2 separate regions of the Homo sapiens genome follow, and region 2 is linked to region 1. A link is a loop called in an ENCODE intact Hi-C map of the cell type or tissue named here. Cell type or tissue: PC-3. All regions are shown on one strand. Links, peaks and the distances in the headings refer to the core of each region. The heading gives the core; the rest is flanking DNA. Region 1 overlaps ASB9 (ankyrin repeat and SOCS box containing 9). Region 2 has its middle 91 kb from the start of MOSPD2.

Region 1 (6,554 bases), core at 908-5,907:
ACTGCAAGTATTTTTTTGATTGTATATGTGTCGAGTTCCATCTCTCCTTGTTCTGCATCACCTTGAGAGATAAGTTAACTCGGTTGATCCTGTAGTTGGTGGTATTGCTATAGGAAAATAGAGACCACAGTATCCTTTTGGATGTATTCACAACCCTGACCGCACACTCAGATGACCTCGGGCACATGCCTTTAGAAAATCCAGATGCTTGGGCTTCACCCAACAATAACTGAAGCAACATCCCTGGTTGGGGGGACTCAGCGTCCATGTAGTTGAATGTACCCCCACCCCAGGTGAGTCTGAAGTGCTACCTGGATTGAGGGCTACGGCTTTATGGAGTTCTTGAGGGTATATAGTTTTGCTTTTTAAAAAATAACCAAAAGAAGATTCCCATTACAATTTGATGCAGGAACAGGGGTAGGGGGGCAGGGAAAATCATTCCCCATCCTTTTGCCCTATAACAGAGTTTCTCAACCTTGACGCTATTGACATTTTGAATCAGTTGGGGGCTGTCCTGTGTACTCTGGGATTTTTAGAAGCATCCTTGGCCTCTCCCATTAGATGCCAGTAGCACCCTTCCTCAAGTTTTGGCAACCAAAAATGTCTCCAGACACTGCCAAATGTCCCCTGAGGAGCAAAATGATCTCCTCCTCCTTTCCTTCCCTGAGCCTCCTCCCAGTTGTGAACCACTGTCCTAAAATGTAAACTGTTGGGTGTTCCCTAAGCAAGGTTTGTGCTAGCTAGTTCACTTTTCACTTATGAATTGAAGCATTGGAATAGCTCTGAATACAGGATGTAAAAACAAACACGACTTCACATACTCTTAGGATTCACTGTGAGCTCATTATTTTTGAGTACCTTAATTTGCTCAAGTTATAAAATAAAAATGTTTGCATCTAGAAATATGCCCTTATTTTTAAAGATAAAAGAACACCATTAAACATAAATTTTATTTGTATTATTGGAATTTTTGTATAGCTGTGTAATTCCCAAGTTAGCTTATTTAAGCCTCCATTAGTGAGGCTAAGCTTTAAATTTCTTTCACTCTGTTCTAAATTAAAAACCTAACAAGCTTATTTCAATTAGCTACCGGAAAAGAGAGAACATAGCCTAAAAATGCCTTCTACAAAAAAACCCCAGAAAATGGTCTTAAATAGTTCAATATTATTTCCTTATAACAATGTTCTATCTTGGATGCTTTTTTTTTTTAAAAAAAAGGAGTCTTAGATCAATAGCACCATTGTATGACTTGTCTTATGATCTTTCTCCAGGGCCCCCTTCTTTGATGCAGTTATGCCGCCTTAGAATTCGGAAGTGTTTTGGAATCCAGCAGCATCATAAGATAACCAAACTCGTCCTCCCAGAGGATCTGAAACAGTTTCTCCTACATCTTTAAATGCATCTAGGGAATGGATTCACAAACGATGTGAAAACATTATTGAGTGTTGTAGCCACTAGAATTTTAAAATCAAGTTGGATTTATAGAGTTTGACTAGTTTTTTCGATTAGATTTGTATTTGTTATAAACTTGTTTATGGAGTTTGACTAATTTTTTCTATTCAATTTGTATTTGTTAAACTCAAGCCAGGGTTGAAAGACACTGCATACGTTTGTATTATTAGTTAGAAGGCATGAAGACTTTTTTCCCTGCATGGAGAGTGTCATAAGTTATTGTTTTGCATATCTACTGCATGCCAAGCACTTTCTGCATCATCTAATTTAGCCCTCACAGCCACTGGGTCAAGATGTCCAATTTTCCAGAGTAAGGATAGAGGAGTCAAATTCAAATACAGGTTTTCTGACATTAACTTATGTGATGACTTGATCGAGGCAGGCTTTTCCAGCATCACTGTCCTGGTTCCATCTCTGCTATATGGGAATGAAAATAAAGAAACATATTTCTTGGCTTGTCTAATTTGTTTTAAGCTTCCCTGTTGTTACAACAAAACCACTACTGTCCTAGCATAGTGTGGGCGCCAGTTCTTTTTTTCAACCAAAACACTATACATATTAAGCATATTCTAGAACCTTGCTGCTTAATACAGTAGCAACTAGTTCAGTGGTTCTCCACTGGGGTTAATTTTGTTACCCAGTGATGTTTAACAATAACTGGAGACATTTTGTTTGTGACAACTGAGGAGGGGTGCTACAGGCATGTAGTGGGTAGAGGTCTGGAATGCTGCAAAGCCTCTTACAATGTACAGGACAGCCCCACCGCAAAGAACTTTCCAGTCCAAACTGTTAATACTGTAGTGCCCAGGTTGAGAAACCCTGCTGTAGCCATGTGCCTATTTAGAAGTGTAAATTAATTAAAATTAGGTAAAATTAAAAATCCAGTTTCTCAGTGTCATTAGCCACATTTCAGGTATAAAATATGCACAAATGGCTAGTGGCTACTGTATTGAACAGTGCAGGTACAGATTATTGCAGAAGAAAGTTCCATTGCCCCATTGAACAGATTTCTATTGGACTGTGCTCTTTGGAGGCTCGAGGAATGGATTTTTAACTGCCTTTCAGTTTCAGATTTACAGGAACACTGGTATAATTTAGTAATGATGGCTGTAGTTTCAGTTATCTCTCTGAGAGATGAATTTGGGGCTCCATTGCATCAATCGAAAGAAAATTGTAACTCCTTAAGTCAAATCCTTACCTGTAAGATTACATATGGTCTAGATGATCTCTAAATCTATTTCCAATATAATTTTTCTGTAATTTTTAATTTGCTATATGAAAGACTCCAGAATATTAGTCTAAAATGCACAGCTAGTTTCCCAGCAGATGGCACTGTTGTCACAGTCACTTAAGCGAAAGGTTTGCTCCTCATAAATGACCCATCATAAAATGGTTTACAACATAAGCTCTGGAAATTTCCATTCAAGAATGAAAACTTTGTAGTGATAGATTCCACTGACACCGGGTTTCCTTCTTTTCCTATGTACACAATAATCCAAATGTGACTTTACAGAACGTTACCTCTCCTACTTCTTTTTAACAGAACTTTACCTCCTACTTTTAAAAAAATTGATCTGATCATATTTACATGTACTGCTTAGGATTTACGCCGTTAATTAACATCAACATCCTGCCACTAGGTAATTCATTTAGTTCATTTACTTAGAAAATATGTGATGAATTCCCATGTCTTTATCAGGCACTATTCTAGGCACCAGGGTGGTAAGGAATGTGACAGGTAAAGATACTTGATTTCTTGGATGTTACGCTCTGGTCAGAGTCATCCGCTAAGGGGTGAGGAGCTGTAGACGTTTTGCTATGGTTTTCTTTCTGAAAGCACCAGTTTAGAAAATAGCATGGTTTCTCATATAAAATGTATCAGACCCTTGCTTATGTTAATCTTCCTTCAGTCAAATCCACCGAGTTTAACCCAGAACTGTAACAATTATTAGAACAGCATTTTTTTCTTCTTAGATAGTCCAGGCAGTTAATCAATTTGCAAGTCCATATAATAGATGGTCATCCCTACAGATGGGAAAAATACCGTTACCACTTCACTCATAGCAATTTAGGAAAATTTCAAATGACCTCACTTAGCCATGCTCAAAAAGAATATTATATTTAAATAATCTGTTATGAGTCTAGATGTGGTTATATTTATAAGTGGCATATACCTTTGAGTGCTTTATCATTCCAACCTGGTACAACCTCATAAATTCTATCATCAAAGCTGGTTAAGTGGCATTGAATAGACCTTACCTTTATGAATGATGGACATAAACTCATGAACCCATCTTTTTTAAATGATCATTTTGTCTGTTTTTAGATTGCAAACGACACATATTTATTGTCAACCAATCTCATTGTCATTGTACTACATATTCCTTGCTTTTATTCAGTACACATGCTGGCTACTTGGTGCCCATTGCTAGCACAATTCATGTTACAATGAAAGAGGAAGGCAAGAGGAAGGGACCAGGAAAGGATGGCTTATTTCTTCAGGGTTTATAATGGGGCTAATTGACATGGGCTGATACTCCGTGTACCAGGTCGCAGTGGCCAGCCATTAAGCAGACATTAGGGGCTCAGAAATGAGGGTCTAAGATGGGCTCAGCTGTCTACTCTGGAGCATGAGGTTTCAGCCTTCATAATATGATAAAAGCCCAGCATTAGGGCTTCAGCCTCAGACCAAGCCAGCATCAAAACCAACTGAATAATAGCTCCCATTCTAGATGGCTTGCTGAAAGCTAGGCATGATGCATTAGTGATTTATAAACCTTCCCTCAAACCCTCACAGTTCTTATCCCGATTTTATGGATGGGGGTGCAGAGGGGTTAAGGAACTTAACAAAGTCAGTAGGTGGTGAAGCCGGAGTTTAATGCCCAAGCCAGGGCTGTTAATCAGTACACACTCCACCTTCTCTTTTCTTCAATGAATCCCAGAGTACTGGTCACTGGGTCCTAAAAACACCCTGCTTAATTTCCTGGTAGGTCTGGGAAAGGAGGTGGAGCCCAGTCTGTAGGTCAGAGGTCCCAGTGTGATACCGGGAGGCTGTGCCAGGTTTAGGCCTGGACATCACAGAGCCCTTTCCCTTATCACATGAACCAGCCTGGGAGGTCCCAAACTTGCTGTCTCCTGAGGCAAATGGGTCAGCCTTGTTCTGCCAGTGATGCTGGTGAGCACAGAATGACGACCCCTTCCCATAAGACCAAAGCTAACATGGCAAATGAACTTTTTTCTGAACTGGTATTATTTTGGAATGACTTAGTGACAAAGTCTTTCCCTGTAATGTGGGAGGGTGGAGGAGAAGCTTCCTGGGCTTTGGACAAAATTGGCTGCTTATTTCCTAATTGTGTATTTCTTTTCTTTCCTCTGTAATGGTTTTCTATTGCGTGTAACAAATGATCACAAACTTAAGTGGCTTAAAATAACACCAATTGATTGTCTCGTAATTTCTGTAGGTCAGAATTTCAGGGATGGGGTGGCTGCATTCTCGGCTTTGGGGGTCTCACATGGCTGCAATCAAGGTGTTGGCTAGGGCAATGGTTTTCATCTGGGGCTCAGAGGTCTTCTGAGCTCATTGGTTGTTGGCAGAATTCAGTTCCTTGCAATTGTAGGCTGAGGTCTCTCTTTTCCTGCTAGTTGTCAGCCGAGATTGCTCTCATCGTCTGAAGACCAGCGACAGTTTTTTGACATGTGACCCTTTCCACAGGATATTCTTGATGTCGATGTGCACTTTCTTCCAGGCCAGGTGGAGTGCATCTCCCTGACTTCCTACCTTGTGACCAGCTGGCTGGCGGCAAGAGCTCTGCTTCTAAAGGGCTCACCTGATTAGGACAGGCCCACCCTGTAATTTGGGACCTTAATTGTATCTTCAAAATCACTTCAAAGCACCACCCAGGATAGTGTTTGATTGAATAACTGGCAAAAGAAGTATGTACACCAGAGGCTTAGAATCTTGGGGGCATCTTAGAATTCTGCCCACCAAACCTGTTAATACCTAATAGCCATCAGTTCTGTGTTGATTTATCTGAAGTACAATACATAATATCATAATTATGATTCTTTTTTTTTTTGACACAGCATCTCACTCTGTCACCCAGGCTGGAGTGCATTGGCGCCAGCTCAGCTCACTGCAACCTCTGCCTCCCGGGTTCGAGCAATTCTCCTGCCTCAGCCTCCCAAGTAGCTGGGACTACAGGCGCAGGCCACCACGCCTGGCTAATTTTTGTACTTTTAGTAGAGACGGGGTTTCACCATGTTGGCCAGGCTGGTCTCGAACTTCTGACCTCAGATGATTCGTGCGCCTCGGCCTCCCAAACTGCTGGGATTACAGGCGTGAGCCACTGTGCCCGGCCATGATTATTTCTTTTTTTTTTGTGCCCCCCCTCCCCCGCCCCCCCACCTGCCCTGCATAATGATTATTTTTATTCCATCCAACATGCATACAGTGTTTACTCCATGCCAGGCATGGCCCTAAGAATTTCACAAACATCAACTCATTTAATACTTATAATAATTCTATTATATAGGTGCTGTTATTATATCCATTTTACAGCTACGGAAACTGAGGCTTAGAGAGGTCAAGCAACTTCCCCAAGGTCATACGCTTCTGTCAGTTTCCTTTAATCACATCAAGCCTACATCATCAAGTTTGGCAGTGTGATGAATGAAAAGTCCAGGTGGGGCCAGGAAGTGGGACTTCTCAGCCTTGACGCTTCCCTTTGGGGCCTTTTCACTAAGTACAGGGCCACTGGCGTGCTCACCTAGCGGGTGTGGTGTGGTGGGGGAGTGCTGTTCTCTCTTCTGCTGGCCTTCATGACTCTTCTATAAATCTAAGCAAGAAAGTTCCAAGTAAGCAGATGTTTTACAAGAGGCTTCATTAAAGTTTGTGGAAACGAAGAGGGAAGCTGAGTTTGCTACAGGTTCACCTCCTGGCCTAGCTTTTGGCCAACATCCCTGGGATAGAGGACATTGGTGCCTTACCTCTCCTGACTTCACTTATCTGTGATGTTTCCTCCACATCCTGGAGAGTGAAGCCCAGAGAGAAAACGAGCCTCCCTTCTGTTCAAGGCCCACCTCCCACACTCTGGTTTCTTGTC
Region 2 (6,554 bases), core at 943-5,942, 280 kb after region 1:
ACTTAAACAGCCCGTATAGCCAAGACAATCCTAAGCCAAAAGAACAAAGCTGGAGGCATCATGCTACCTGACTTCAAACTATAGTACAAGTTTACAGTAACCAAAACAGCATGGTACTGGTACCAAAACAGAGATAGAGACCAATGGAACAGAACAGAGCCCTCAGAAATAATACCACACATCTACAACCATCTGGTCTTTGACAAACATGACAAAACCAAGAAATGGGGAAAGGATTCCCTATTTAATAAATGGTGCTGGGAAAACTGGCTAGCCATATGCAGAAAACTGAAACTGAACCCCTTCCTTACACCTTATACAAAAATTAACTCAAGATGGATTAAGGACTCAAACGTAAGATCTAAAACCATAAAAACCCTAGAAGAAAACCTAGGCAATACCATTCAGGACATAGGCATAGGCAAAGACTTCATGACTAAAACACGAAAAGCAATGCCAAGAAAAGCCAAAATTGACAAATGGGATATAAATAAACTAAAGAGCTTCTGCACAGCAAAAGAAACTATCATCAGAGTGAACAGGCAGCCTACAGGATGGGAGAAAATTTTTGCAATCTATCCATCTGACAAAGGGCTAATATCTAGAATCTACAAAGAACTTAAGCAAATTTACAAGAAAAAAAAACCCATCAAAAAGTGGGTGAAAGATATGAACAGACACTTCTCAAAAGAAGACATTTATGGCTGGGCGTGGTGGCTCACACCTGTAATCCCAGCACTTTTGGAGGCTGAGACAGGTGGATCACAGGGTCAGGAGTTCGAGTCCAGCCTGGCCAACATAGTGAAACCCTGTCCCTACTAGAAATACAAAAAAAAAAAATCCGGGCATGGTGGCAGGCACCTGTAATCCCAGCTACTTGGGAGGCTGAGGCAAGGAGAATCACTTGAACCTGGGAGGTGGAGTTTGCAGTGAGCCAAGATCATGCCACTGAGCTCCAGCCTGGGCGACAGTGCGAGACTCTGTCTCAAAAAAAAAAAAAAAAAAAAAAGACATTTATGCAGCCAACAAAAATATGAAAAAAAAATCTCATCATCACTGGTCATTAGAGAAATGCAAATCAAAACCACAATGAGTTACCATCTCATGCCAGTTAGAATGGCGATCACTAAAAAGTCAGGAAACAACAGATGCTAGAGAGGATGTGGAGAAATAGGAATGCTTTTACACTGTTGGTGGGAGTGTAAATTAGTTCAACCATTGTGGAAGACAGTGTGGCGATTCCTCAAGGATCTAGAACCAGAAATACCATTTGATCCAGCAATCCCATTACTGGTATATACCCAAAGGATTATAAATCATTCTACTATAAAGACATATGAACATGTATGTTTATTGCAGCACTGTTCACAATAGCAAAGACTTGGAACCAACCCATATGTCCACCAATGATAGACTGGATAAAGAAAATGCGGTACATATACACCATGGAATACTGTGCAGCCACAAAAAGGATGAGTTCATGTCCTTTTCAGGGAAATGGATGAAGCTGGAAACCGTCATTCTCAGCAAAGTAACACAGGAACAGAAAACCAAACACTGCATGTTCTCACTCATAAGTAGGAGTTGAACAACGAGAACACATGGACACAGGGAGGGGAACAGCACACACTGGAACCTGTCGGGGTGGGGGGCGAGGGGAGGGATAGCATTAGGAGAAATACCTAATGTAGATGATGGGTTGATGGGTGCAGCAAACCACCATGGCACGTGTATACCTATGTAACAAACCTGCATGTTCTGCACGTGTATCCCAGAACTTAACGTATAATTTTAAAAAAACTTTAAAAAAGCAAATAATCATTGTAATAAAGTTATTCTCCTGCATACAAATATAAAAATAAAACCATGGAGATATATAAGTTGATATAAAATATGCTATAAAATATGCTTGTGGAGAGCTATACTTAAAATAACTGGATGCATAAGAATTTGAGTTTGGCACTTGTAGCCTCTCAGCACTCTGTGAAGAAGTAAGCAACATAGGGGCCATTATACAGAGGTCATATTTGGGGCCATTATACAAAGGTCATATTATACAGAGGTCAACATAGGGGCCATTATACAGAGGTCATATTATACAGAGGTCATATTTGGCTCATTTGTATAATAGTGCATCAAAATAATACTGTGCCCTTTTTCTTCTTCACTCATAACCTCACTTTTCCAAAGTGATTACTTTCAGGCCAGGTGCAGTGGCTCATGTCTGTGAGCAGTGGCTCACCAGCACTTTGGGAGCCCAAGGTGGGAGGATTGCTGGAGGTCAGGAGTTCAAGACCAGCCTGGGCAACATAGCAAGACACCCATCTCTACAAAAAAAAAATTGTTTTTAAACATGAAAACTTTTGATGGCTAAGAGGAAGGACTTTTGATTCAATAAGCCTAAGTTCAGTTACAGTATTTTCTATTCCAGCATTTTCTAGCTGTGAGATTCTGGGCAGGGTATGTAAACAGCTATTGATTTCCTTATTGGGAAAGTGCAAATAATAGTAGTGACCTTACAGATTTGATATAAGAAATAAGTAAAAGAATGCATGCAAAATATTGGTCCAGTGTCAAAAATATAGTAAGCACTCAATTAAACCTAACCGTTAGTATTATTTCTGCAAATAAGTTCAGTCATATGAAGTTGCCATTTTTGCTTGTCAATAATGGTCAAATATCAGCACTTTCTTCTAGTTCAACCTAATGCACACCATGAAAATCTTTCTAATCTTGAGACCTGGTGGTTTACTTTCCAAAGCTTTGATTTAATGAGCTGGAAGCCTGCACCTGCTTTCCTAACCCTTAGCAACATTTAGAATTCTCTGAACCTAAAAGCATTTGTCATCTTGTACTATTTCTTTCATTATTGGGAGCAAGGCTCTTCTGTGTCAAATTCCCCCTGTGAGAATCTGGGTTTTTGCTGTTCTTACCAAGAGATGGGCAAACTACAGCTATTGGCCACATTGGTTGCCACCCACTTTTGTAAATAAAGCAATGTTGGAACAACAGCTATGCTTGTGGGAAAACACTGTTTCTCTACACTCACACAACCCTTCTGACCCCAAATATGTGGATTTTTTCCCACACCAAATAATTCTGCAATTCTCTGGACACCAGCTAGATGTCCTACAATTCAACTCAATTCTGACACTACCTGGAGTTAGTGTCAAATCCCACAAGTTAAGGGCTCAGTCCCATAAGACTATGCCCACCTCAAATGCCAGTCACAAGTCCAGCCATCCACACTTCTGGACGACCAGCTATAAATTGAGGATTCCCACGGCCCACTCCTCAGGTTTGATAATTTGCAAGGGTGGCTCAAAGAACTCAAAAAAAAGCACTTCACTTAATGTTTACCAGTTTAGTATAAAGGATACAAATCAGGAAGAGCCAGATGGAAGAGATGCACAGGGCAAGTTATGGGGTAAGGGGGCACATGGAGCTTCTGTGCCCTCTCTGGGTACACCAACCTCCCAGTACCCTGATGTGTTCACCAATCCTGACATTCATCAAATCTCTTTTTTCAAGAGTTTTTATAGAGCTTAATCTCCAGCTCCCTCCTCACCTTCCCAGAAGTCTGTGGCTGGGGTAAAATTTCCAATCAGTTGGTTTTTCTGGTGACCAACCAGCCCCATCTTGAGGATATCTAGGGACCCCACCCTAAGTCACCTCATTAGAGTAAACTCAGGTCTGATTAAAAGGGGCTCTTTATGACTCACAAAAGACACTCCTATTACTCAGGAAATTCCAAGGATTTTATGAGCTCTGTGGCAGGAACTGGAGACAGAGACCAAATCTATTTCTTATTATACCACAGTGCTTGTTTATTCATGTATTGGCTATGGCTGTTTCTGCCCTACAGCAGCAGAGCTGAGTAGTTGCAACAAAGAGAGCATGGTTCACAAAGCTGAAAATGGTTATTTTCTGGCCCTTTACAAAGTTTGCCTACCCCTGGTTTAGACTACAGGTTTGCAAATTAGAGTACACACTTCTCAAGATCATAGTTCAGGGGGAAAATTCAAACTTCTATTTAAGATTATTGTTCTCTAAAAAAAAAAGGGAAGGGAAACAGGATTTTCTAGTACGTCACATAAGGGCTTACACTGGCCCCCTCATTCCTTCCATCTGTCCTGTCCATGAGACATCTGGAGAGAGTACTGGAATCCCACAATGAGGAGGAATGGTCAGTGGTGCCTCTAGTTTCATTTTTTTGCTATCAGTGTATGGTGACAGATGGCCTCTGCAAATGTCTGTCTACAGATTGTATTATCTAGTGGTAACTGACTTAAATCTCTGAAATGTATAAGTGGCTTTGAAAGATACCAGTAAACAATAATATTAATAAGATAATACTAATAATGCAAGCATCAGAGAGAAAATAAGATTTACATCAGTCACATGAGTAATGAAAATCAATCAAAGCTGATGAAAAATCAGCTAAGAAAAATTTAAAATCATCAAGATTACCTGAAATAAGGGTTTTCATACAGTATGATTAAGAATGGAACTTGTTAAGCATCTATCATGTTTAAGATATTAGTGAATTAAAATATGAAGCATCCTAATTAGCAAGACATTTAGTATCTATTTTTCTTCACCTTTTTCATATTAATTTGCAAATTTGCTTTTATTTGTAATGTACATACTATATTAAACTATACTATAAGCATATAATTTAAAAATAAATACATAACCGAACATATAACAGTAGGTGGGTACTCAAATTTCCCTTTATTTTCTACTTAGATCAGTGCACAATGAGTCGAAATTGGGCACCGTTAGTCTAGGCTTCCATATAGTGGCGCTTCTTTTGTATTCCACAGGGAAGGGATAGAAGCAGAAAAGTTTCTGTGGGATGGAGTTCCTGATGGCATTATTGAGAGTTGTTTTGGCAAAAGTGGTGCTGGGAAATGAGTAAATGATGAAAGAAGTTCAGACACAAAGTTTAGTTTAAAGGAAACGGAAAAGGGGGCAGTTTCTAGGAGTGAACGTGAGATAGAAATGGAATTAAAGGAATTTTTTATTTTTTTCCATACGAAAGAGACTTGATCATGATTAAAAGCTAATAGAGCTGGGCGCGGTGGCTCATGCCTGTAATCTCAACACTTTGGGAAGCTGAGGCAGGCAGATCACTGGAGGGGAGGAGTCGGAGACCAGCCTGGGCAACATGGCGAAACATCCCCCCCGCCCCCGACCGGCCGTCTCTACTAAAAATACAAAAATTAGCTGGGGGAGTGGCGCATGCCTGTAGTCCCCATTACTTGGGAGGCTGATGCAGGAGGATTTCTTGAGCCTGGGAGGCAGAGGTTGTATTGAGTTGAAAGCCCGCCACTGCACTCCAGCCTGGGTGACAGGAATGAAACCTTGTCTCACAAAAAAAAAAAAAAAAAAAAACGGTAATAGAGCCATTGCTTAAAAATTAGCTGTGTTTTGGCTGGGCGTGGTGACTTACGCCTGTAATCCCAGCACTTTGGGAGGCTGAGGTGGGCAGATCACCTGAGGTCGGGAGTTCAAGACCAGCCTGGCCATCATGGAGAAACCCTATCTCTACTAAAAAAATACAAAATTAGCCAGGCATGGTGGTGCATGGCTGTAATCCCAGCTACTAGGGAGGCTGAGGCAGGAGAATCGCTTGAAGCTGGGAGACGGAGGTTGCAGAGAGCCGAGATCATACCATTGCACTCCAGCCTGGGCAAAAAGAGTGAAACTCCGTCTCAAAAAAAAAAAAAAAAAATTAGCTGTGTTCTAATATTAACACCATCTTATTCACATATTATAACACTGGACCTCTTAAATTGTTAGACAAACTTCCTGTGGTCCCTGTGTGTGGAGGAAGAAAATGGGTTGAAATTGTTAAATAATAGCACATGCTGTCTAGTATATGTATATATATGTATATATATATGTGTGTGTGTGTGTGTGTATATGTATATATATGTATATATATGTGTGTGTGTGTATATATATATATTTCACTATTCACATCTATTTAGTATTCAGCAAATATTTATTGAACATGTACTATGTGCCATACCCTGAGAGATGCTTGGGATACAGAGGTAAACAAGATCAACAAGGCCCCACCATATATTCTTGTGGAGAAAACAGACTGTAATCAGGTTAAAATAAATAATGTGATTTTAGATAGGGTTAAGGTCTCTGAAGACAATAAAGCAGGGTAAAAGTGTAGAGAGATTAAGATATCAGGGGTGGGAGCATTTGAGAAGGGGTAATCTAGGAAGGCCTTTCTGTGAATCAATGGTGGTCAGAGGACTGAATTATAAGGAAGGGGGCATCCCCTGGGAGGAGAGAATTTCAGGGAGAAGGACCATAAAATACAAGTATGATACAGGAACAATCTTAGCGAGGAAGCCAAGATTGTCCCCAAAAAAACTGAATGAAGAAATCAGGGAAAGGCCTGATATTGGGGAAGTGGATGGTGGCCTGGTATGTGATGTACCATGAAGGGCCTGCCAAGGGATTTATTAAGTGTACTATAGGAAGTCATTGGATGGTTTTATGCAGAAGAATGGCATAATTCTACCTGTACT

Evidence for each region. A loop is a pair of places that touch in the nucleus more often than their neighbours do. Peaks named below come from ENCODE experiments on the same cell type or tissue, not always from the same donor. Only the 100,000 strongest peaks of a DNase experiment are listed, where the experiment ranks them.
Region 2: a loop joins it to region 1, with 14 times the contacts of the local background. A loop is called at or near these places in 3 of 110 quality-filtered maps.

The regions. Positions count from the first base shown.
Region 1 is chrX:15,239,348-15,245,901 of GRCh38, reverse strand. ASB9 (ankyrin repeat and SOCS box containing 9) reads left to right here. Exons shown (of 7, transcript NM_001031739.3): 7 at 1,272-1,915. The coding sequence ends at 1,396. Among named protein-coding and RNA genes, the nearest start is that of ASB9, 27 kb to the left of the region's middle. In PC-3, for the core only: a CTCF peak has its summit at 2,784 (motif pointing right); a DNase peak (open chromatin) is centred at 2,801.
Region 2 is chrX:14,961,237-14,967,790 of GRCh38, reverse strand. No RefSeq gene overlaps it. Among named protein-coding and RNA genes, the nearest start is that of MOSPD2, 91 kb to the right of the region's middle. In PC-3, for the core only: a CTCF peak has its summit at 3,118; DNase peaks (open chromatin) are centred at 3,140, 3,750 and 4,100; H3K4me3 peaks cover 933 bases; H3K27ac peaks cover 2,899 bases.